Linked DNA regions of Mus musculus: region 2 is linked to region 1. Evidence: chromatin loops called from intact Hi-C (ENCODE). Cell type or tissue: heart. All regions are shown on one strand. Links, peaks and the distances in the headings refer to the core of each region. The heading gives the core; the rest is flanking DNA. Region 1 overlaps Mkks (McKusick-Kaufman syndrome). Region 2 holds the start of Gm46767 (a long non-coding RNA gene).

The links. Peaks named below come from ENCODE experiments on the same cell type or tissue, not always from the same donor. Only the 100,000 strongest peaks of a DNase experiment are listed, where the experiment ranks them.
Region 2: a loop joins it to region 1, with 2.1 times the contacts of the local background. A loop is called at or near these places in 3 of 42 quality-filtered maps.

The regions. Positions count from the first base shown.
Region 1 is chr2:136,876,449-136,889,186 of GRCm38, reverse strand. It overlaps Mkks (McKusick-Kaufman syndrome), which reads left to right. Exons shown (of 6, transcript NM_021527.2): 2 at 3,487-3,714; 3 at 7,548-8,936; 4 at 11,397-11,572. The coding sequence starts at 7,952. Among named protein-coding and RNA genes, the nearest start is that of Mkks, 8.6 kb to the left of the region's middle. In heart, for the core only: no CTCF peak of the experiment used is centred there; no DNase peak of the experiment used is centred there.
Region 2 is chr2:136,827,823-136,840,560 of GRCm38, reverse strand. It overlaps Gm46767 (a long non-coding RNA gene), which reads left to right and starts at 7,968. Exons shown (of 3, transcript XR_001783485.2): 1 at 7,968-12,738. In heart, for the core only: no CTCF peak of the experiment used is centred there; a DNase peak (open chromatin) is centred at 7,360.

The sequences.
Region 1 (12,738 bases), core at 5,327-7,826:
GACAATCGAGGTCACTAAAACAGTCGCCTGTAAACTCAGCTTTAGGACTTCCTGAGAATCGTATTAAATGTTCCTCGACACTACCCTGGAGTTTGGCTTCTGTGGTTGTTCAGCCTGAGAATTTACATTTCTACTAAGTTCCCCAGTGACTAGTGCTACTGATAATGAGACCACAAAACAAGAAAGTCATTTAGAGGTCCTAAGTGTCGTCACTGCATCTTAGGAAGATCATCTGAGATGTCAGGATGTGGACAGTCTTGAAGAGTGAGGGGAAATGTAGAATACATTATATCCAGATTTCTGAGTTGGATAGCTTAGTATATTTTTAATCTTGTATTGTTTTCAATTATGTATAGATGTGTGTCTCCTTGTTGGATATGTGCACTGAGTTGCAGGTGCCCTTAAAGACCTAAAGGTCTGTCAGATCCCCTGGAATTAGAGTTGCAGATGGTTTTGAGTCACCGGATGTGGGTCCTCTGCAAAAGATTTTAGCTACTGAGTGATCTATTTCTCCAGCCCTGCTTTCTCTTTCTTTTTGTCTGACCCCCCCCCCCCAATAAAATACAGGTATAACAGCAGTTTGGAAGGAAAGAAAGTTTGTTGTTGTTCATGACTCAGATCAGTTTGGTTTTTGTTGTTTTAATTAGTTGTGAGACAGTTTTATGTCATCTAAGTATTTGCTCTTTTGCTGAAGGATGGATGACCTGGAATAATGCTATCTTCTCAGTGACTCTCTTGTAGTTCCCAGGCCTGAGATTACAACCTTTGTTTCTTTATAGTGGAGAAAAATGGTCACAAGCGTGCAGAGGAAGATGACCTTTAAGAGTAGTAGGTTGACATAGAAGAGGGACCAATAGGGTTGGAACTGACAGCAAATGAGACTAGACCATAGGTAACAGAAGTACCGCTTACTTAATCTAGGCAGTAGGGAAGATTAAAATGAGATCTAGAACAAGTACATTTTTACAGACTGGACAAGAAATAGAGGGATCAGTATCCCATACAAAGGTAGAAAAAAATGAAAATCTCAAAAAGGATGAAGGGTAGAAATTGGCCCTTTGAATTTAGAGACAGATAAAAACCCTGCTGTCACACTGAGGGCCAAACAACTGGACACTTAATCCAGAACAGTCTGCATAATTTCCATTCTCTTTCCCCACACTAGTGCCAAGGCCAGATGACAATCAGGATAATTATAACTCAGATATAATAATATTAGATGATAATTTTAAAAATCAGTGGAATGGAATGGGAGACATCTGAGACAGCTCTAAATCACTGTGTCCTTTCTAATGAATCACAGACTGCCAGAAGGTTGGTACTTCTCAGGCATCCATCAGTTGCATTTTAGACCTTATAGTTAGTGACATGCTCATATAAGGTTTTCAGTATTGTTTGGTTTTAATTACCTTTACTGACATCAAATAGATTTCCCCAACTTAGATGTTGATCAAGCTGTCCTTGAGTGGTGAGTGAGAAAAGCAGTAAGATTGTAGAGTGGAAACTGTAGAATTCAACTGCAAACCATTGGCTCACTGGGAGTAGAAGTTTAGTTTTAATTTGGTGTATGTGTATTTACACGACTAGAAAAGTCTAACAAAATTTGTGCCATTTTAGGGGAGATATCTACAAAGTGTGGGGGGAGGGCAAACCATTCTTCTCTTTGCCATGCTGGACAGGTTAGGCGTGCACACAGTATGGATTCCTTTCCTTTAAATCTGTACTTGTACGGCACTATATGCTGCATGATGATTAAGTCCAGTTAGACATAGCTATTTCTTCAAAGGTTGTTTCTTTAAGAGGAAAACTTTAAGAATCTTCTCTTCTAGCCATTTTTTCAGTTGTGCCTGGTGTCTACACTAAAGACCAAACTTGGACTGTTGCTTAAATTGAAAATAACAACTGTTTTTATAAGGACAGTATTTTTAAAAGAACTATTCAAGTCAATGATTGGAATTTACAACTATCCAACATCAACATTTTCATTAAAGACAAAGTAATAGTTAATATCAGACATCCCAAGCACAAGAGCCAGGTCAATTAATTTTAAGAACCTCGCTGGTATTCTCTTCATGAGTGTTTTGTTTTTCATATATTTTAAGCCGAAGGAAACTTCACACTGCCCAGAATGCCAGCAGATGGCGCCCAGGAAACCTCATAGACAGAATAAGAATCTCTTTTTTAAAAAGTCAAAGAACCCTGTATTCAAATGTTAGTAGAAAATAACTAAACAATTGTTTTAACTGGCACTGTTACAGAACAGAGAAATCTGATATCGAGACCCAAGTGTTTAGGATTTTCTAGGACATGTAATTGCCTTTTCTCTCTCCATTTTACTGTCATTTCTTTCAGCTTGGGAATGTAACAATCACATAAAACCTGACTAAAGTCTTACTGGAGAATTGAAGAGATAAAATCTCCTAATGCAGAAGTGAAAAGAGAAGAGTTGCCATCATAGAAAAGAAATAGACTTTAAAGATACTTGTGGTCTGATGTATGTAGCTCATTGTTGTCCCTTGGTGGCCCATATGGATGGTTGCCCAAAAGACTAGAACAAGGTGGAGGTGTAGAACTTCGTTCAGGCAGTGTTCCTTCCGTAGTAAAAACGAGCTAGGGTGAATGGAGCTAATCTGAGCAGAATGGATGGTGTAACTATAAGATACTTGTGCTCTGATTTAGGGCAGAATGGATGGTGTAGACACTTGTGCTCTGATTTAGGGCAGAATGGATGGTGTAGACACTTGTGCTCTGATTTAGGGCAGAATTGATGGTGTAGACACTTGTGCTCTGATTTAGGGCAGGTAGCATGAGACCATGGTCAACCTCTGCAATCCAAGGCAGGCTCAGAACATGAAATGTGATGCACTAGGCTCATTTACCACTGTGACAAATGTCCCCACACACTGGGAGGCGTTCATCTTCATACCATTGTGGAAATTCTAGGTCAGTGCTCCCAAGCAGAAGCTCCTTCTAAACTTTTGAATAATATCCTTTTTTCTTTGTTTTGTTTCCATTTTTTCTAGACAGGGTTTCTCTGTATATCCCTGGCTGTCCTAGAACTCACTGTGTAGACTAGGCTGGCCTCGAACTCAGATTCATCTGCCTCTGCCTCCTAAGTGCTGATATTAAAACTGTGCACTACCACCACCCAGCTTGAAAAATATCTTTATAGTCAACTTATTTTTTAAATTTGTGTATTAGTAGTTATCTTTACTATATGTCTGCACACTGAATATGTTCCTGATGCCAGCGGAGACCTGAGTGTTGTATCCCCTGGAATTGGAGTTACAGATGGTTGTAAACTGTTTTTGTGGTTGTTGGGTTCCAAACCCAGGTCCTCGTCAAGAAAAGCAAGGCCACTGAGCCATCTCTCCAAGCTATAAGTGAAATTTTATTGAAATACAATATTGTTTGTGTTTGTTGGCATGATTTGAGACCATTTATGTTTTGGAGTTGATTTAATTTTCCCTTTTAATCTTTTCTTAGGTGTGCTGATGTCAACAGACTATGAGCTTTCAGAATCTCTGGAGAGAGTACAAAGTTCTGATGGTTATGGTACCATTAATTGGGTTCATACATTTGGGGTGGCACAGAATCAAAAGCAGCCCTGTCTTCCAAGTTCCTAAGGACGATACCACTGAGCTGGATAGTCTGGGACTTGCAAGTCCACCAAAGAGCCAAACCTAGGAGAAGTAGCCATCTTGCAGTTTTCAGGTAAGTTCCATTAAATCTGGTCAACAGTGTATTATTTCCCAGGAAGAAAAAGACTAAACTGAAAATAAATAAACTGTTATTTTTTTTGTTAAGGTACATCCAAATAGCCCTTTTTTTTAAGACAAAGATAGGCATATTTGCAGTTCAAAATAATTTATGAATAAAAATCACTGAAATCAAGAGGATGTGATTATATAATTCAAGTCTCTAATCCTTCATTCATAATCCCAAAATTTGAAAAGTTTTAAAAAGCAAAACTTTTGCATAGTGACAATTGTGGCATTTCTGTGTCTTTAAAAAACACAGAAATAGTATAAGAAAGTGCTTTCCTTTGGATTTCAGGTGTGGAGATATGGGTCTGCTTCTGACTGTCCCTCAGCAGCTATGATTTGCCTGCTGAGCTAGCAGAGGCATGGTTTCTTCAGCTGCAGATAGTTTCTGCAAGTGTGTGATATTTGGAATTCTGGAAACTTCAGAGAGCATAGAAATGCTAGGGCCCCAGGAGGTGGGGTTGATGGTTCTTTGTGGGTGAGGGGGGTTGTATGCAGTTTGTTAGTATTCATGCTCAAAGAAGAAACAAAAGGAAAGGAATTAGATTCTCTATCTCTGTCTTTTTCTCTCTTTCTCCTTCCCTCCCTCTTTCTATCCTTTTTCTCCTATCCATTGATATGGAGTCAAACTGGGAGGTGGGTTGGGAGAGTAAAAACAAAGTAACAAAAAACAGCTATGTATTTGTCAAACTCCTTTAGCAGCAAGACTTGATTTGAATTGACTTGAGGCAATTGGAAGTATTTCTTCCACTTAATCCTAAACTTTAAGTTCTCTGTAGAAATGCCTTCCATTCTGAGAATTGTGTTGATTGTGGTACACACTAACTTTTTTTTATTAGAGGACAGGGTATAGTGGCCGGCACCTGTAATCCCAGGATATAGGAGAGAACAATAAGACAGGAGGATTTACGTTAACATTTTACTTCCTGCTGCCCATAAATATAAAGTTCCTGTTGAGCTCTGTATGAACTAATAAACAGGATAAGTGAAGGAGCTTGTTTCCCTTGTAGTACACCGCCTTACAAAAATAGGCTATGGAGTACTGTGGTCCATGGCCTTAATTTACCAACTACTGTGATGGGCCAATCCATCTTGTCATTGGGCTACCCAATTATGCTGCTCAAATTCTGGACCATTTCTTTTCTGCTTCAATTTTGCCCCTCAATTAGTCACTTAGCCCAGAATGCATTTGTACAGAATAGGTAAAGGAACATGCTGTCTGCCTTCCAAATGCATCAGTGCTCTGGCAGTTTGAGTATCTGCTGTCAATTTAAGCGTGTGGTTACACAGTGTGTACTCCATGGCCATCACCATGTCTGCAGTGTTCAGTGTCCCTTCTTGCATCTTACTAAGTCGGTGCTTATGTTGGATTTTTGACGTGACCCAAGTAGTCTTTGGTGGAAATCTCAGCTTGAGTAGTTTTTGCCTCAGGCCTAAAATGAGTCAGTTTTACAAAGAGCCCTAATTCTCTTTAGGAGAAAGTAGTCTGCAATCATATTTTTAGTAACACTTTACATTCTCTTGATTTAGAAAGCAAAATTTTGTTGATGCTTCAGTCATCTATAGATTAGAGTGGGCCGGGCGGTGTTGGCACATGCCTTTAAATCCCAGCACTTGGGAGGCACAGGCAGGCAGATTTCTGGGTTCAAGACCAGCCTGGTCTACAAAGGGAGTTCCAGGACAGCCAGGGCTATACAGAGAAACCCTGTCTCGAAAAAACAAACAAAGAAAAAACATTAGAGGATCTGATGGTACATGCAGCAATCCTCATATGTCTGAAGAGAAGAGGCTCAGGAGTTAATTGTTACCCTTGACTACCTAGGATATTTGAGGCCAGCCTGAGCTACATGGGACCCTTTCTCTAGAAAGTAGGAAGACGATTTAAGATTTTATTAAAAATAACTACTATTGTTAAGATTTTGCTGAATCTAAAATAACCGTTGAAATAATTCTACTATCTTCACCTTGTTAAGTTGTCAGGATTTCATGCCTCCCAGCATGGACTTTACTCCCTAGGCTTACGTGGACTGCTGCTGCACACATGCATCTCCACTGGGATGTGATGACATTGTGTGGTGCAGAGATTGTGACGAGTCATGACCCCCTTTTCTCTTGGTTGGCTAGGACATTCTTTAGGGCTTCTGTATTTATTTGCATTGATCAACATTTTGGTGAGCATTAGTTAACTAAGGACTCTAAAAATAATAGACTAGTACTTAAAACTATAAAATTAACTCTGACTTTAACCGAGTCTTTATAGCATAGTTTGTATACTAATATAGTTGTTTTGCAGATTGATTCAACTAAATGCAGACTATACTAATGAGTTTGTGCAGTAGGAATACTAGCAACTACTGATTTAGTTTCTTGTCCTGTTACTTTAACAAAATATCCTGACAAATTTAAGGTGGGAGGGAATTTTTTTATTTTTTGGCTTACAATTTCAAGCTACAGTTCTTTATTGTGCAGAATCTAAGGTGACAAGAACTTAAAGTAGCTAGTCTCATATCCACAGTCAAGAGCACAGAGCACTGACGCACCCAATTTTCTTTCATTCTCTCTCTCTCTCTCTCTCTCTCTCTCTCTATATATATATATATATATATATATATATATATATATACATATATATATGTGTGTGTGTGTGTGTGTGTGTGTGTGTGTGTGTGTGTGTATGTGTGTATTTATATATGTTAATTTTTTTTCTAAAATCCTTTCCTTAGAGAATGGTACTACCCACACTGCAGGTCTCTCACTAATTGAGTAATTACCCCATTGAGTTTCCCATCACAGTGACTCTAGAATGTGTCAAGCTAACAGTTAAAATTAACCATCATAGCTATCTTGCTGTCATGTTATGTACAGACAGGATTTTATCTTTATACATTCCTATTCAAGCGTAGTTTCAAAGCTAAACAATGATTTTTTTTTTTTAATTACACCAAATAAAGAAATTTTCAGCACTGGAAACCGTTTTGTTTTGGACCTGTACAGGCGCTGGGCAAACTGCCACAGTTGCTGTGAGTTTATGTGTGTGCCATACTACTATGTCTGGAAGATGGTTTTCTTGGGAGTCATCCATCACCTCTAGCTTTTATACTCTTTATACCTCCCCTTCCACGTGGTTCCTGTGGTTTGATGAAGATTTCCCATTTAGGATTGAGTGTTTCAAGGTCTCTCATTCTCTGCACATTTTCCTCTTGTGAGACTCTGAGTCCTTATCTACTACAGGAAGAAGCTTCTCTGATGACGGCTGAACAAGATTCTAATCTATAATAGGAGTCATTTTATTGCCATGATCTCTTAACAGAATAACTGGGGTTTCCTCTAGGTTAAGTATCTATTTTCAGGTTATTGACCACTTTGGCAGTGTCAGGCATGGGTTCTGTTTCATGAAATGGACCTAAAAATCCAATCACGTAGTGTTTGCTTACTCACATGGTTGTACCACTAGTGCACCAGCAATAGTGCAGACAGGTCACTGTTGGAGGTCAAAGGGTTCGTAGCTGGGTTGATGTTTCTTTCTCTTAGGGTAGTGTGCAGAGTACCTTCTACTACTGTGAACACTAGTCAGTAAGGGTGAAAAAGCCTCAGTTTTCTAATGTGCCATTTGTCTTCTAGAAGCAAAGGAGTATTAAGTCCATTGGGTTCCCTTTCTCACTTCCAGTAGGCTTGTGACAGTTAACATTCTCTTTCTTAAAATTGAGCAGAGTATTAAAATTACTAAATTTGCTACCTATAAAGTATTATGGAATTATTCTAAATTTTTTTAATTTCTTATAGAAAGAAGCAACTTTGAATCTGAACTTGATAATAAAAGAAGAAATGAAAAACCCCAGTTGGATTAGAAAGAACTGGCTTCTTGTGGCTGGGGTGACTTTCATAGGCGTCCATCTTGGAACATACTTTATACAGAGAGTTGCAAAAGAGTCTGTGAGGTCTGAGGCCAGAGGCAGACAAAAGAATATTGAAGAATGAAGCAAAATAAAGACTTTGGATTATTAATGTCATTAAATTAATCTATGCTGGTTATTGTCTGAAACCACTTGATTTTGTAGCTGGTAATGCTGCATGTGCAGACTCATACCTGGAGACCAGTCTTTAATGTTCAAACACATGACAGTGCAATAAAATGAAAGCCATATGAACAAACTAAAGCTGCCTTCACAAGTTACACCTGAAGCAGGATGTCTCGGTTAGAAGCTAAGAAGCCATCGTTGTGTAAAACTGAACCATTGACAAGTGAGAAAGTCAGGTCCACACTTTCTGTCTTGAAAGGAGTCATAGCCTCATGCTATGGCCCTTCAGGGAGGCTGAAGCAGCTACACAATGGATTGGGAGGTTGTGTGTACACAACCTCACAGTCCTCAGCCCTGCTTCGAAACCTTTCAGTCACCCATCCCGTATTAAAGATCCTAACGTCATCCGTGCAGAATCACGTGTCCTGCTTCAGTGACTGCGGCTTATTCACAGCCATTCTGTGCTGCAACTTGATTGAAAATATTCAAAGACTAGATTTGACACCCGCAACTGCTATTAAATTAAATAAATACCTCTTGAGTCTCTGTACCAGTTATCTCAAGTCTGAAGCCTGTAGTTGTCGAATCCCAGTTGACTTCAGAAGTACACATACCTTCCTCAGCTTGGTACACAGTATCTTAACAAGCAAACCAGCCTGTATGCTCACCAGAAAGGAAACAGATCACATAGGTGCTTTGATTTTGAAAGCTTTTTTACTTACAATTCCAGAAAGTACAGAAGAACGAATGGTTTTAGGGAAGAGTATAATTGTTCCCTTAAAGGGCCAAAGAGTTACAGATTCTACTGTATTACCTGGACTACTCATTGAAGCATCAGAAGTTCAATTAAGGAGGTTATTACCCACTCAAAAGGCAAGTGGCCTTAGGGTGGCACTCTTCTGTACATCTTTATCTGGAGATTTTTCTAATGCTGGAGAAGGAGTGGTGGTGGCCCATTACCAAGTGTCCCTTGAGAATGCAGTTTTAGAGCAGTTGCTTAATCTAGGAAGGCGACTAGTCACTGATCATGTAGACCTTGTCCTGTGCCAAAAAGTAATCCACCCATCTTTGAAACAGTTCTTCAGTGAGCGCCACGTTATGGCCATCGACAGAGTTGGGGTGACTCTGATGGAATCTCTAAGCAAAGTGACAGGTAAAAGGCTCTCCTGGCTTTTGCCCATTAAAGTTAATGCATCACTCTTTCTGAGCAGAGAGGTTTAGTTTGTGTTACTGTTAATACCTTGAACATTTTTAGAAGCCACCAACTTTACAGCATTTATATCATCTGTAAGCATGTCTGTTGTTTCTAGAAAAGATCCCATTGCCCAGTTACTAAAAACTAGAACGGCGGTGGCCATTCCCAACCTCAGGTGTAGTCTGTTGTGATCTAACCCTCAGATATTGTATAGGCAGTTGAAAGGTCTAACATAAGTATAAGGTCTTAAATTTACAAAGCTTTTAAATCCTCTAACATTCAGGACATGGTTTTTCTGGCTGGAATGCTTCATTTTCTCCACTTTTATTATAACTCCAAGAAATATATCTATGCTGGACATTTACCAAGAATATCTATAGCTGAGTTCTTAAGATCAAAGGGCACTCTTTACTGACACGGATGCTAATAGGCCTGGCCCTCAGACCTTTAAAATTAGTTGGTGAGTAACAATCACAAACTCAGCAGGCAAAGCACACATACATGGTTAGGACAAAAATAAGTTGAATTTCTCATATGAGTCACCTCTCAAATCAATGTACCCATAACTGCACTGACAAGCTCAAATTATCAGTTACGTTCATTTTGATTGCAGTGGTTGCCTTTTGCTGAGCAAGGTCCACCTGTGTTTTGGGGCTAGTCATAAAGTTCTGACCACAAGCTATCACACCTGCCTTGTGAGTTACAACCTACTGAATTAAAGTTCACTAAAAACCATGTATGCCAAACATTGGATATTGTCAACCTAGTGACCACCAAAATGAAAGTTACTAAGAACATGCAAATAGTTACTTGGAATTCATTTTTTATGATCTAAATTATCTACTAATTTGCATTAGTTTAACTGTTTGCAGCTTACTTCACCCAGTACATTGGCTATTCTGGATTTGTAAATTAAGGTGTGGGATGTTTTCCAGTAGCACCAGTGCTATGGGAAGCAGGCACTGGTTTTCTACACTAGTCCAAAATTGTTACTTAACTCAGATACCTAGAACACAAAATGAAAATTCCAATTCCTAAAATTTTCTGGTATCTGGGCATGATAGCACATACCTAATTCCAGCACTTGTGAGGAAGAGACAGGATTATCAAGATCCTCGGTCCTCATCTACATAACAAGTTCAAGGACAGCCTGGACTAACTCTCGGCAAAACAAATCTGCACTCCAAAAAAGTGAATTGCTACAAGTTATAGTTTTGATATTCAAATGTTAAGTGTTATTTCTTACGGAAGTCCATGTAGATTCCTTATATAACTTAACTACCTCTAGAGGTTTTGCAAATATTGAAATCACCTTTATTTATATTTTAATTTGTGATCTATGTAAGAATCAAGAACAGTATAGTGAATTAAGTGTTATATTCTTTATTTTTGCACTTGCATACCTATTTACATTAAAAGAAAAACTCATAGGCAAAAGGGAGTTAGTGACTTAAAGAGAGCCAAATGACTTCTTTTAAAAAGGACTTTTCTGACCCTTTTTCAAAAGTAATGAGGTCCTTAATGTGGTTCTTTTTTTTTTTTAAACAGGGGGATCCTGGACTTCCTAAAAATATGTTCATTTTTTTTTCATGTGCCTTTTCCTGAACATTCAAAATAGCTTTTAACAGATGTTCAGATAGGTAAGACTAGGCATGTAGCTTAGTGGCAGAGCATCTGCCTAACATTGGCATGGCTGGGTTTAATTCCTAGCAACACACACAAACACATACATACACATACAATTAAATGAATAAACAATACCAATCTGCCTAATTTTGTTGACCTGGAAAGTCCTGACCCCACTGTGAATAGCATTAAATCCTGGCAGGAGTTCTGAGACAGTATAAAGCAGAGAAGGTAAGCTGAGCACTAGCATGCACGCATGCGTCTTGCTGTCCTGACTCCAGGAATGGCTGCTTTGAGCTCCTGCTTCTGTAGCGTCTCTTCTGTCAGGAGCTGTGCTCCAGAATAACCCTTTCCCCCTTAACTTGCTTTTGATGGAGGATTTTTTTACAGCAATGGAAAAGTAACTATGACAAAATCCATAAACAAAAATAGCCCAAACAAGCAAAGATGGCCACATGTACATTTGTAATTTCAGCATTCAAAAGGCTGAAACAAGAGGATAATTGCATGTTCATCTTGGTCTACATGGTGAATTCCAGGCCAGACAGGACTACATAGCAAAATGCCATGCCAAAAAGAAGAGGAGGAGGAGAAGAAATAATATTTAAATAGAAGAATGTAAATTTCAGAGATCTAAGAAGATGCATTTTTATCCTATATTTCATATTTTTAATAAGCTTGGTGGAGTCCCTTATACTAGCTAGGAATTAATGTTTGTTGGTTTGTTGATATTGTTTTAAGGGTCTCATCTTTGCTTACACAGTTTATATTTTTTATACTTTACAAATATAGGAGCAACGCCTATTGGTTCTCTAAACCCAATAGTTTCTACTACTTATGGAAGTGTGAAAGATGTGTGCTCTGCAAGATTTGGCTCCAAACATTTTTTTCATCTTCTTCCTAATGAGGCCACTGTCTGCACCTTGCTTCTCTGCAGCAGAAATGACACCGCCTGGGAGGAGCTGAAGGTAGGTGGATTCCAAGGCCTTCAGCAGGGATGAAGCAGTCATGCAAAGGGTCTGCAGGGTGAGGTCTGGGTTGTTTGTTTTGGTTTTTCATATTTTTCTATAATTTCCACAATGATATAAATAACGAGACCAAAAGGGACAGAAGGAGGGCCTGGCAATATAGCTCAAAGGTAAAACATATGCTTGGTACATATGAGCACCAATCCCAGGACCATAGGAGGGCAGAGACAGGGCAAAGGCTCAAGTAAGCTAATTTAACGGCTGCTACAGTAAACTTGGAATATAGTGTACCATCTGTCATTTCTGCGCTTTATAAGAAACCTGAAAGTTCTTAATAGGAAGTTTTTCTGAGAAATTAATTTGAATTGTATACAGTATCCAGTCTTTGGGCATAGCAATACCACATTGCCATCTACAAACATGGTGTGCTACATTCGTAGCCATCCTGGGAAGCATGTCACTCGTGTGCCACAGGTTGAACATGGCTGGACTGAGTAGTACAGGTAATGCGTATGAGTAATTCAGTCAGAAAGTGGATTTCCTAGTCATTATCCATCTCCCACTTCTGAGTAGAGTTTATTGTTTTCTGTACATTTTATATAAGGGAACTGACAGCATAGGAATTGATCATGAGTTTAAAGATTCACATATGCTTAAAGATTCATCCTTAGTAAGTCAGAGATTTCTGTTTTTTACTTATTACTTAGTACTCACTATCATTTCTAAAACAATTTATACAATTGTATAACATTTATACAACTTAAGACTTATTTTTATGGAAATACCACCAAACCTCGTTAATGCGGATATTTTTAGGCCATATGTTTATGAGCAAAGTAGATGGAAAGAAAAATATTAATCTAATTTCATGAAAGAAGACCATTGTGTCCTTCATTCTCTAGTCATTATTGGAAATGTGAATTAGTCACATTAAAACTTTGATAAAATAGATGTTGTTCTTTGTAAATTAAAATCTGTTCCTTTACACTACTGAGATATCTGAGTGGGTAAAAGCACTGAATACCAGGCCTGATGACTTGAATACAGTTCTCAGGAGTCACATGAGGGAGGAAGAGAACTGACTCCCACAAGTTACCTCCACACTTATACCAAAGCACGTGTGCACACTGACCTACATACACACATGATAAACCTAACTTTTTTAA
Region 2 (12,738 bases), core at 5,837-8,336, 49 kb after region 1:
GTGTTTGAACACATAGTTTCAAGATGATGGCATTGTTTGGGGATGTTATGGAACTTTTAGGACATGGAGATTTACTGGAGAAAGTAAATCACAGGGGATGGGCTTTCCTGTTCTCTCTCTCTCTCCTCCTGCCATGCCTGCCATTTGCTGTCACCCATCCCTACCATGGTGAACTTATCTCTCATGTGCGGCTTGGCAATGAGCATGCGCATGAGCTTTAATTCAATGTAAACACTTCCTCCTCTAGTTTTCTTCTTTCTGATCATGGTATCTTATCACAACAGCAGAAAAGTAACTATCCAAGCCTTTCCCCTCTTGCATTTACTTTGATTCTATGTTCCCATCACACAGAGAGGGGTCCTGATAGAAAACCATGGCGGGACCTGTGGGTAAATGCATTTGATGCCAGTCTTGACTACCTGAGTTTGATACATGGCACACACATAGTGAAAGAAGATAACTAACTTCCAAAGGCTGTCCTCTGACCTACCTACCTACCTACCCACCTACCTACACCCACACACAAACTGACTAAATAAGTGTATATAGTAAAATCTTTAAAAGTGATGAGCCATGAAGCTTTACCACTTCTCTTACTTTCTGATGCCATTTCCCTCTGTTTCCAAGTCTGTACTGAGTTTAAACTATATTCAGCAAAACCTAAGACATCTTTTCTAGGATTGTTCGGACCTAACTTTCAGCAGTGGTTGAGCATACATCTAGAGCTCTTTCTGCTGGAGCATGGGGAGAGTTTCCTATGAGACCTATAATGAAGAGAATGGAATGCAATACATCTTCTTTCCTCACACAGAGGCGTCTCCTTGAGGAGGGTAAGAATAGATCATATTTGGAGATTTTAGGGGAACCCTCCTAAGGGCACTATACATCTCCAGCCTTTGTTAGGCGCTGGCACTTTTTTGAAAATATTCCCATTGCTTATGTTCTACTCCAGGAAGAAGAGAACTGAATGTATACAAGGGTTACTAACAAACAAACTTTTGATTTTAGAATAGCAAATAGATGTATAGTGGTAAATATGCTGAGTAGGGAGAAGTTGAGTGTTGATATTAACAAGTATATTCGGAAAATAGGGAAATCCATATGCCTATCTAAAAGATTTAGACAATTCTTCCTGTCCCATAGGAATCTTTAGCATAGGAGGGGCGTTTTCAGATGGTGGCTCATAAGTTTTATCCTGGTTAAGTGAAAATCTTTTTTCCTCTGGCCCTTGGAATTGACGATGCCCAGTGTGCAGAAAGGACAATGTTCCTCAACTCTGGAACTCAATTTACAAATGAGATCAGAATATTAGGCTCTCTATCATTTGCCACAGATAGGAAGAAGTTAAGAGGGAAATTCAGAAGGAAAGTAAACTTCTCCTCCTCCTCCTTTTCTTTTTTTTTTAAAGTAGGTAGTATACATGCCTATAACACATGCATGAATTTGTCTCTTGCATTATTTTATGACCTGGTTATCCAGCCAGTAGAGTCTTTAGGTGGCAGGTATCAAGGTTGCTTTAAACTGTCCAACATATACCTGATACAGATGGCTAATGAGAAAGGAGAGAGCAAAGATGCAGTTAAAGGGGCAGGGTGTGAGCTGTTCTTTGGGAAGAATACCTCCTGGCTGGCTTTCTATCTATGTACTGAGGGGGTCCTGTGATCAGTTGAACTCCAGGTTCTTGGTGGCTTTATTAAATAACTGAGAAAGTGCACATAGTTGATAGCAGCAGTTTTTATTTAGAAAAGAGAAAAAAGAAAAAAGAAAAAAGGCAAATACATTATAGGGAAAAGGCAGGTTTTGAACAACATGACTTTAGAACCCTAGTTATTTTTCAGGGTTGTCTCTTATGAGTTTACATGGAGAGGAACTGATCCCCAGGGGCAGGAACTAGGTGGATCCTTTCCCTGACTGGCAGCTGGATTGTTATAGAACTTTGGAGGTTCTCTCTCTGTCTTTCTGTCTCTCTGTCTGTGCCTGTCTTTCTCTCTCTCTCTCTCTCTCTCTCTCTCTCTCTCTCTCTCTCTCTCTCTCTCTCTCTCCCTCCCTCCCTCTCTCTCTCTTTCTCTCTCTCTTCCTCTTTCTATCTCCCTCTCTGTCTCCCTCTCCCCCCTCTCTCTTTTCCCCCATCTCTCTGTGCTATACATTCCATGCTTTTAAATCACTATAATCCCCACCATGCATCCACGTGTGATGGTAAATAGGACTTTCCCCTGACAGGTTGCTTTTAAGAACAGACTTGTATTATTTATAGTAAATGCCCTTCTGCCAAGGGCAGTTCTGGCTTAAGCTAGCCTTACTTATCTCTCTACAAGGAAATACTTGACCAAAATTGCTCATGCATGGGGAGGAGCTGGGTGTTGTCCTATTGGAAAGGATTGGACACTGTTTATTGTTGAGACTTGTCAAGGTTAAGATTAGCTTTCAAAGTATTGAAAGGTGCTTTGCAAGTAGCCAACAAGGGAGAGCAATTTATAACCCATGTAGCTGTGACACCTATGAACAATTAGTCACCAGCATGGAACCATATCCCTAAAAGTGCCATAGTGGTTGTCTTAGTTATGGTTTCATTGCTGTGAAGAGACATGACCACAGCAACCCTTATAAAAGAAAACATCTAATTGGGGCTGACTTACAGTTTCAGAGGTTTAGTCCATTGTTATCATGGCAGAAAGCATGGCAGTGTGCAAGCTTGGTGCTGAAGTTGCTGAGAATTCTGCATCCTGATCCAATGGCAACAGAAGGAGACTATGTGCCACACTAGGCCAGCTTTACACACCTTTAATGCTCTTGATAGGGGCCTTGCTGCACATTAGCCACATCAGAGATGCTGAGTACAAAAGAAAGCCATTAACAGCACTGCATAACACAAAAAAATAAAAAATAAAAAGTAGCTTTCAATTACATCAGTTAATTAAACACTGCATAACACACAATCTTTTTTTAAAGTCGCTTTCAATTACAGTTTGGTACTTTCATTATTTTCCATCATAAATGTTGAAGAATTTTCTCCTCATGGAGGGAGGGAGGAAAGGGTGTGGAGTCTACCCAAATGCTCAGAGTGGCTCTTCAGCCAGGAAGCTCACTGTCTGGGAAGTTGGTCTTCAGGCTCACAGCGTGGCAAGGAGCTTCCTGGGATGACATGGAATCCAAAAGTCAGAGTAAGGTTAGTTTCACTGCAAGCTGTAGAACACTGTTGTGTGTCTCACTCGCTGCTCTCTGCTTCATGTGTTCACCAAACAGTGATGACAGTCACTGCCCCAGACCAAAGCAGCGGGTCTCAGTAGACCACGACTTGGTGCTCCAGGGCAGGTGGAATCCCTAGGCAGAATCACTCCAAGTGCAAACAAGCTGTTTCTAAGAACCTAGAGTCACCAGGTTGGGGGAGTTGGCATTAGACACACCTTCATTCTGTGAATTACTCTGGACTCTGTGGGGGGGGGGCGGGGGGGGAGGCATCTCTCAGATTAAAGTGCCTGGTTATTTGTTTGTTTCCAAGTTAAAACATCCTGACCCTGACTATGTGCCACTATAGTGCCACTTCCTATGGCCAATTATTTTAGCACATGAATCTCTGGGGCTATACTTATTCAAACCGTATAGCTTGGTGTAAACCATAGCTGTCTAATCGGACTCAACGCCCACTCAGCAGGAGGGAAATCATGCCTGACACTGTGAACCTAGCCAACATCTTGTAGCTAGTGAGGTCATGGATCTTAGAGGAGAATCTATTACTGCCACTTTCCTAAACTAGTATAATTCCTAACTGTACTCTCAATATTTAACTTCACACACACAGATAGGTATGGCTCTCACATCTCACCCAAGAACCTTCTCTTTGCAGCAGGGATTATTACAGAAAAATCACAACTGATCAAAGTACAGAAAACAACTGATCACAAGGTACTCAGCCCCAACTCATAAATATACAATACAACCCTATACTGGTGGCTCAGGAAAAACTGTGTCATTGGGGACAGAAAGATTGAATCACCTAGAAAACCAGGAAATCAGTTGTGAGATTGTGTCTTCTGGTATGACATGGGAGTCATGAAATCTCAATAATATGGTTGACCAAACAAGACCTGAACTATGACATGTACCAGTTAACAAGCCAATGTAATTGGAAGAAATCTAATGAGGTCCCACCCCTAGATGAAGACCTATAGACAATTAATGATTTCTTAGAGAGGGAGAATCTGTTTTCCCAGGAATGTGCCCCCTAAAATACAGAGAGACATAGAAGACATTAAATCGAGTTAGCTTATATGTATGTAAACATTATTTTACATTTCATTGTAACAAAAATTTAAGAAGATATTAACATATATAACAATAATAATGAAAGAAAAAGAAGCTATGGATTTTAAAGGGAGTGGGTGATAGAACATAAAAGGAGTTAAAAATCTATAATTATCTGCAGGAATTGAGGTTTTCCTTATTCTTACCCGCCTCAAGATGGCACCAGTGTTCCTGGAAGGTCTCCTACTTTTAGAAACCCATACTGCTGCTCATTGGCCTTTTCTAGAGCACAGAATCTAACCCTTTACTTTTGCAGAGCATGTTTTATAATCAGAGATGGTATAAAGAAAGTGAGTATTTAGATACAGACAAGTATATAACTTGTTAACATCGGGTTATTGAAAGCTATTTGTCTGTGTAAGGATGGCGGTAGAGGGACCTTCAAGATCTTGTCAGTTAAAAGAGGCACCTTTGGCTGACTTAGCTGTTACCTAACTGTCCTGATTCCTGGGAATGTCAGAGGTGCCATAGTGGTGCCTTAACGTAAGCGATTACTCCTGTATTAGTTACATTTGGGTCACTATGATAAAACACCATGACTAATGCAAGAGTTTTTTTGGGCTTAGGGGAAGTTAGTAATGGTGGAGTGAAGACAGCAGGGTGCTGAAAGATTACATCAATAACTGCATGTCAAGAAAAGAGAGTGAGTTGGAAGAGGGGTGACTCTATGAACTCTCTAGACTACCCCTGTGATGTGCTTCCTCTATCAAAGCTGCACCAACTCCCCAAACATTACCAGCCACTGAAGATCAAGTGGTCACATACACAAGCCTGTGGGGGATATTTCGCATTCAAACTCCCGCAACTAGGTCAGTTTTAACAAATGGTAAGCAACATTGGGCATCTGGATTGTACAGATGTGGCTGCCATTTTGTCCATTAAGGACTAGACAAGGTAGAATGTGACAAATGAAAATTGGTTCTGCTCTTCACAAATCAAGGAGTCGAGTGTGGCTACACTAGGAAGTAAATAAGTTAATTCCCAATGTTAACTTTACTTGAGCCCTGTGCTGTCAGAAACCATCACAGTTAAGAAATCCTGTAAGCATTTTGAGTTCATGAAACAATGAACAGGAAATAACTTCCCTGGGGCTTAAGACTTTTAAGTACGATTGGCTCTCCATTCTGTCAATGAATTCCAACCGTCTTAAAGTTTTCTTCCTGGTGTTCCTGTGACAAGTCCAAGAGTATACAGTCTCCAAGAGTATCACTTCCACACTCCCATCCTTTGTCTCATGATTGATTACCTGAGATTATGGCTTTAGTTACACATACAGAGACATTTTCCCTTCAACTAATAGAGACTTGCCGCATTGCAGAATCCTGACTCTGTCATCTCACTTACACTTGTCTGGGCCTCCCCATGAAAGGCCTGGCAGGGTCTTGCCAAGACACTGCAATGTTCTATTTCAACTGCCTGGACAAAGTCCATTTCCTTATCTTTGCCTTTGGCAAAGCTTGCAATAGTAATCCTTACTGACTGTGGGTGGGTAAGGGTTAACCTTGGCAGAAATGAAGCTTCCCTTATTTATTGCTTCTGAAGTTTGTTACAGAATTTAGAATGGGTGTTCTTGTAAAACTTGCAAAATACATTATTCCCACCTAACTTTCCTCTTCTCTTTGCTTTGGTAAATCTGAGTTACCACATTTTCAAAGCTCGTTGGATACCAGTACATCTCTTGGCCCCAACTCTGGTCTGTCTTAAGATCACCCTTAGTAGGCACTGCTGTCCTTCTTACCTGCCAAGGTGCTGACAGTGTTTGAAAAGGGCAGAAATTCTTAATACAGAAATTCTCTAAATGTTTTAAAGGTGGAGTGAGGGCACAGAACTGATCTGACAAACGTTGGAAGGCTTTGCTCTACAGCCAGTCAAACATTGCTCTCCACATTTGCATTTTACTCAGCACTATCATTCTGTTTTTCTACAAACCTGTTTATCCTCTGAGTAATTGTCTTATGGAAGAAATATGTATTTCTTTCATTTTATTTGTCACAAAATTAAAACACCTCAATCACACCTCTATACTACCCTAAAAGACATGCTTTATTCAAAATAGAATTCTACACGTAGCAAGGAAAGTTTTCTTTTCTTTTGGTTTCTGTTCTGTTTTTGTTACTGAAAGAGCAGTCTAGAGATTGGTAAACACTCCTCTGTGTGACCTTCATTGCATCAAGTCTATGTTGTGGATTCCACATTAATGACTAGGTAATGGGGAATTAATAAGTAACAAGAGACATACCTCTTAACTAAATGGGCCCAGGTCTGAGGTTTTAAAATCCTGACCGTTAAATGTACTAAATTTAGGTTCTAATTAAAATTTATTAAATAGACTCAACACTCTATATGAAAAAAAAATAGAACCTATATTTAGGTTTGCCTAAAATCAGGGCATCAGCAATAAGGCATCTGTGAGGACTAAAAATGTCACACTCGGTTAATTACTGCTTTTGTAAAACTCTATGAAGCTATTATCAGCCTTTTTATAAACAAAGGTGTCAATATATAAATACTTACGTTTATAGAACTTTCTCTGCACATGAAATTTACAGATAGATCACCTACTTATTTCTCAGTTATCTCTCTGCCCACCACCAACCTGTTTTCACTAAAATCATAAGCCTTATTTTTATATCTGTATTTTCTAGTTTGCCTTTGGAGCATAACTTGGCAGAATAGATATTCCTGCAGATAATTAAGTGATTATGATAGATTTTGGAGACAGGAAAAAAATGGCGTGACATCAAGAGAAATATAAAACTGAACTTTTTCTTTAGCAACTGAATGACTAGAACCATACACTAAACAATCAAATTATTTTCATAGTGCATGATAGCTTATGGTTTGAACGTGAAATATTCTCCCTCCGTTGATGTGTTCAAACATTTGTCCCTAGTTGGTGGTGTTGGTTTTCAATGTTGTGGTATTTTTAGAAATTGAAGCCTTGCTTGAGAAAGTGGATCACTGGGTAGACCTTGACATTTTTATAGCCTGACCCTACTTCCTGTCCAGTCTTGCAGGCTTCTTGCTGGCAGGTCCAAGCTAGAGGAGAGAACCCGGCCCAGCCGAGTCTCTCCAGGGCTGAACAGGATGCTGAGTGTCTCTGCCCAAAACAAACACACCAGGGCTAGGAGTTTGTCAAAGCAGGAACTCAACCTTATGACATCAGCCTCTTGCTTATATAAGTTCGGAACATAGGGAGGGGAACTTTTAGTGGGGTAAAATGACATAGGAGTCAGGAAAGGGTGATGGAGGGTATGGAGTGACTGGCAGAGCCAGTGGCAAAGCTCTACATCAGCAATGGCAGGGCAGAGGCAGGGTCAAACAGGTCTTGCTGAGTCATCCTGATGTGGAAGTGACTGAGCCAGGTCTCAAACTTGGGCCAGGCTTAGGCTCTCCCTCAAGGCCACAGAAACTCCAGCCAGGCTCGGGTTTTTCCTCAAGGCCCAAGCCAGGGCCAAAATGGGGCCCGAAAGAGTCTCTGCTTTCTGACTGGGTGACATGTGTCCATTTGCCTTACACTCATGTATGCCATCTCTGTCATGAGAAATTGTGTCCTATGTTTCTCTATAAACCAAAATAAATCCTTCATCCCCCAAGTGATGTTTGTTAAGTATTTGGTCACAATTGTGAACAAGTTAACTAATACATAAGTTAATGAGAACATAGAACAATCTCTTCATTTTGAATCAATGAAGAGATGATTTGAGATCATTGTTCATTCCCTTTTCTAAATTATTCATAGTCTGAGTTAAACTAGAGGCAAAATAGAAGCATCGTTATGAAGCTTAAGTAACTTCACTTCTACATTATTTTAAAGGAGCTGCATAAGCATGTGGTTTTATCGTGATAACAATCTACAAGGCAAACACATGATTTAACGTCTCTATGCTTTGCAAAGCTAATATAATTTATTTTGTATTAATTGAAGGAGTGATAGGGAAAGTTGAGATAGGATCTTCCTATGTTCTCTGGGCTGACCTGAACTCATAATTCCCTAGCCTCAACCTCTCAATTTCTGAGATTGTAAACAATAAATGTTATTTAGTAAAACATAAAGGCAGGGACATCATGAGATTGCAGTGAGTCTTGGCTGCATAGTGAGATCTATTTCCAAAATCTTGAAGCTCCTGATAGTCAAGAATGATGGCTTTGGTGGTTTAAAGAAGAAATGTCCTTGATAATCAGAGGTATCAGTGGGCCTTGGTGGGTGACACTGTTTGAAAGGAGGAATTGAGGAGTCTTTAGTGGGGTGGAGCCCTGCTGGAGGACATGTACCACTGTGTAAGGAATGGATTATGAGGCTCTACTCTGTATGGGTGGTACTCATAACTCATCAAAAGGTAAGCAGTAGGCTACCAGGGTCCTCTTCAGGCAGTCTGCTACATGACAGAGCTCACAATCAGGAAGAGAGGCTGTCTCAAACCTAACAATATTCATTACATCAGGCTTTGAGGACCGAGAATTTGAAAAGGTGCTATGCTAGAAAAACATCAAGATGGTGAATCTCTAAAGCAGTTGTGCTGAGGATAATATGGAAGATGGAGGCCTGGCACTAGAGGCTTTGGAGGGGAACAATATTAGTAACTGAGCTAAAGGCCACTTATGTGATATTTTGGCAAATAAATAGGCTATTTCGTAGGAAAAAATAAGGTGCCCCAGGGCAGGACTCCTCCCAGCTAAACTTCCAACTTGTAGAATGAAAAAGCCCAAGGGGTCACCTGCTCCTCCTAGAAGGCAATTGCTTCAACACACAGATGCTGCTGCTAACATGGTGGAAAGTAGCTGAACTTGGCAGTGCCATCCACATGGCACTGGCTTTAGTGACATGAAAGATAGAAGAGTGAAAGGGTTATGGGTTCTCCTCTCTGGTTTCAGACAGCCATTGAGGGCAGGAAGCAAGTGGCAGAAGAGTTTCTGAATGAAATCCTGGAGAGGGCAGGAGATCCAGAGAGGCCCTTGTGTCAAGCTGTGATGGTAGAGTCTATGTGGCAGTGTAGATTCCAAGCTGTTGGAGATTCCTGAGCCATGATATATCTACTAAGGAATGTTGCATACAGGGAACAGCTCTAGTCCAGGAGAAAGATGTGTGTTTTAGGCACGTAGAACCATCTAAGCCCTGTGAAAATGTAGTCCATGAGCTGTAGTACTACAGCTGCAGGATTTGATGCTTTCATCTGACACATCTGACATTTTCTCACTATGCTCCTCTCTCTCTCTCTCTCTCTCTCTCTCTCTCTCTCTCTCTCTCTCTCTCTCTGGTTTTTTGAGACAGGGTTTCTCTGTTTTGGCTGTCCTGGTACTCACTCTGTAGACCAGGCTGGCCTCGAACTCAGAAATCTGCCTACCTCTGCCTCCCAAGTGCTGGGATTAAAGGCGTGCGCCACCACTACCCAGCTTTTGTCCTCTTTTTAAGTCTTTCCATGTAAAAGAAAATATTGTAAAAAGACGATAGGTACTTTTAAAGATTGATGTAGTGTGAAGTGGAAACTTCACATTTCTTTGGAAAGTTAGTTATGTCAATGATGTTTTGCTAGGGCACACAGGTGAAAGGATGTCTTGCTAAAGCAAACACATGAAAGACTGTTTTCCTGAAGTGGACACAGGTGAAAGGATGTTTGGATATAGCAAACACGTGAAAGGATACTTGATGAAGGAGTATAACTATGACCCCACAGATAGTGGGAAACAAGCACTGAGTATTGGTTTGGTTTGCTCTGCCTTGCTATTCTTAGCTAAGACACACATGCACTGGTTCACCTTACATAGCATTGTTGAGCTCAACTTGTGGTAGTGTCATCATTGAGAGAAACTTGCCCAAGAACTGCTCATGGGGTTTATGAGGTTCCTGTGGTAGCTGCCACTTCTGCTGCCTTGCCTTAGGCCAGGGGGTGAGCCTGGCGGTTTCTTCAGGGTTGAACTACAGCTGCCTGGTGTCTGCTTGCTGAAAGGACTGGACTATAGCTGCTGGTTCCTGCCTGGTTCCTGCCTGCCTAAAGCACTGGTCTGCAGCTCCTGAGTCATCTTTGGTGTTTGCTATGGGACTGAACTTCTGCCAAAGAAGATCAAGCTCACCCCCAAAGAACCATTGCTGAACAGGTCCACTTCCCCCACATCCTAATAACTTTTCTCTTCCACCACCTCTGCTGGGTGATGGGATAGAGGAGATACTGAATCCTTATTAAAATCAGGTTGCAAAAAAATGTCTGCCTACAGAAGTGCATTTTGCATTATGATATAGCCACGCACCTGTGGAAGCCAAGGAGTAGAATGCAGTGTTTTAAATGAAAAAATATCATCAATAGGCTCCAATAGTTGAAAACTTGGTTCCACCTTGTTGGTGCTGTTAGAGGAGATAGTGCAGCATTGCTAGAGAAGTATGGCACTGAGGGTTCGCTTTGAGATTTTATAGCCTTGTAGAGATGATGGCTCAGTGGTTAAGAGCACTGAATGCTCTTACAGAGAACCCAGGTTCAAGGACCACTTATAGCCTAGGAAAACCTGATGCCCTCTTCTGGCCTCTGTGAGCACTGAAGACACATGGTACAGTCAAAGTACCAATTCAGAGAGAGAGAGAGAGAGAGAGAGAGAGAGAGAATATGCTTTCTTCATTTTGTGCTTATGGTTAACAACTTGTTCTCAGCTTCCTGCTTTGACTGCCTACTGCCTGTTCTCATGCCTCCCAATTCTCTGTGAAGCCATAATACAAAATAGACTCTTTTATAGTTTGATTTTGTCCATGGTGTTTATCATAATAACAAAAGACTAGCTAATCAGCAGTATACTCTCATGATTTCAACATTCTGGAGGCTGAGTCCTTCACGTGATGAGTAGATGATGTAGTATGAATATATAATGGAGCTCAATTCAGCTGTAAAGAAAAATAAAAATGTATTTTCAGGAAAATAGATGAACCTGAAGATAGCCTGAGTGTACAGCCCAGTCCCAGAAAGACAAATTGTCTAGGTCCTTTAGTCATTACAGGTTATAATGGAATGCCCAAAATGATATAGCTCCTTTTGATGATGTATTGTGAGGGCTAAAGTTATGTTGTAAGTTTAAATTGTTGTTCTTAGGAGATATAAAAAAAAATGCCTTTAACCTGTAAGTCCCACTTGCCCAAGGGCAGATAACTTTCTGGAATCCAAGGTGTGTGGAGGGGAGTGGTGTTCATGAAAAATAACAAGTTTTCACTTCTGTAAGTAAGGTTGGTTGCCCCCACTACATGTGCTTGATCATATGTGGGTGGGAGGTACACAGGCAGGAACTATGTCAGGATGTATGTTTGCCCCTGATTGGATGAAGGCGGGAGAAACAAAGCCTTGTGAGATTTGCCTTTATAAGCACCAGACTGTTGTAATTCACAACCATTCTCCGGGAATCCTGGGTCTGGGTCTGGGTATGTGCATCACCCTTACTAGTATTTGTCAATATTTAATAAATTTTGCTTCAAATTTGGTTTAAAATTGTGGTTCTGATGTTATTCTCATGGAATTAACAGTACATGTTGGGGTCAGGATTATCCAGAGTGCATCTCTTTACATCAATGCTTTGCGTTATAAATCTGTTTTCCAACCCTTCACTCACAATTTCTTGGGCCAATGGCTTTCTTTAATGCTGATCAGGGAATCTACTTCTTCATATAAAATATTATATATACTGCAGCAAAGTAGAAATAGTAGACATAAAAAGTGAAAAGAGCCACTCACTCCAGTATCTTGATGAAGTCTCAATCTGAGAGTAAAGAATTTCAAGACAATTATTAAAATTTGCTGTGAAGGTTGCCTAAACAGAGATAGTATTTCTTTTATATAGACACTTCAAATAAGGATGTTAAAATAGCAAGAAACCACACTTAAGACCCAAGTGTGTTTTGGGCGAGGTGACATTCCTTAGAAACCCTACAAACAATGCAATTTCAAAGCCTAAAAAGTCCTACCTACAACTATCACTAAGACCCTTAAATGTAAGTCTCTTGAAAAGCCCACATTTGTGCTTGGGTTGTATGCAATCTTTTCCCTGGGTGCCTTTCTAGTGATCATCAAGTTTAAATCTATGCTAAAACCTTCATCATGAACTCTAGGCTTCATGCTGGTTTGTCCTGACATTCTTTTTCTGCAACACAGTCAGGAAACCTATGCATAGCTCATGTTTCTCTTAATCCCACTGGTTGAAAATAAGACCACTTCCACAATTTAAAGCCTAATTTGAAGCAAACACTAATTAAATACTGGCCAGGTTGATGGACTCTCTAGCCAGGTCCATCTCTGGGTTTCCAGAAAATGTCCCCAAGACATGGTTTGCAGGGACTTAGAAAGGTTAAATCCACAATTCACCCAGATCTCTTCAGGTCCAATCAGGAGCAAGCGTACATCCTTCCATATTTCCTGTGTGTGTACTTCCCACTTACATTCAATCAGTGGCCAGCACACTTCCTGC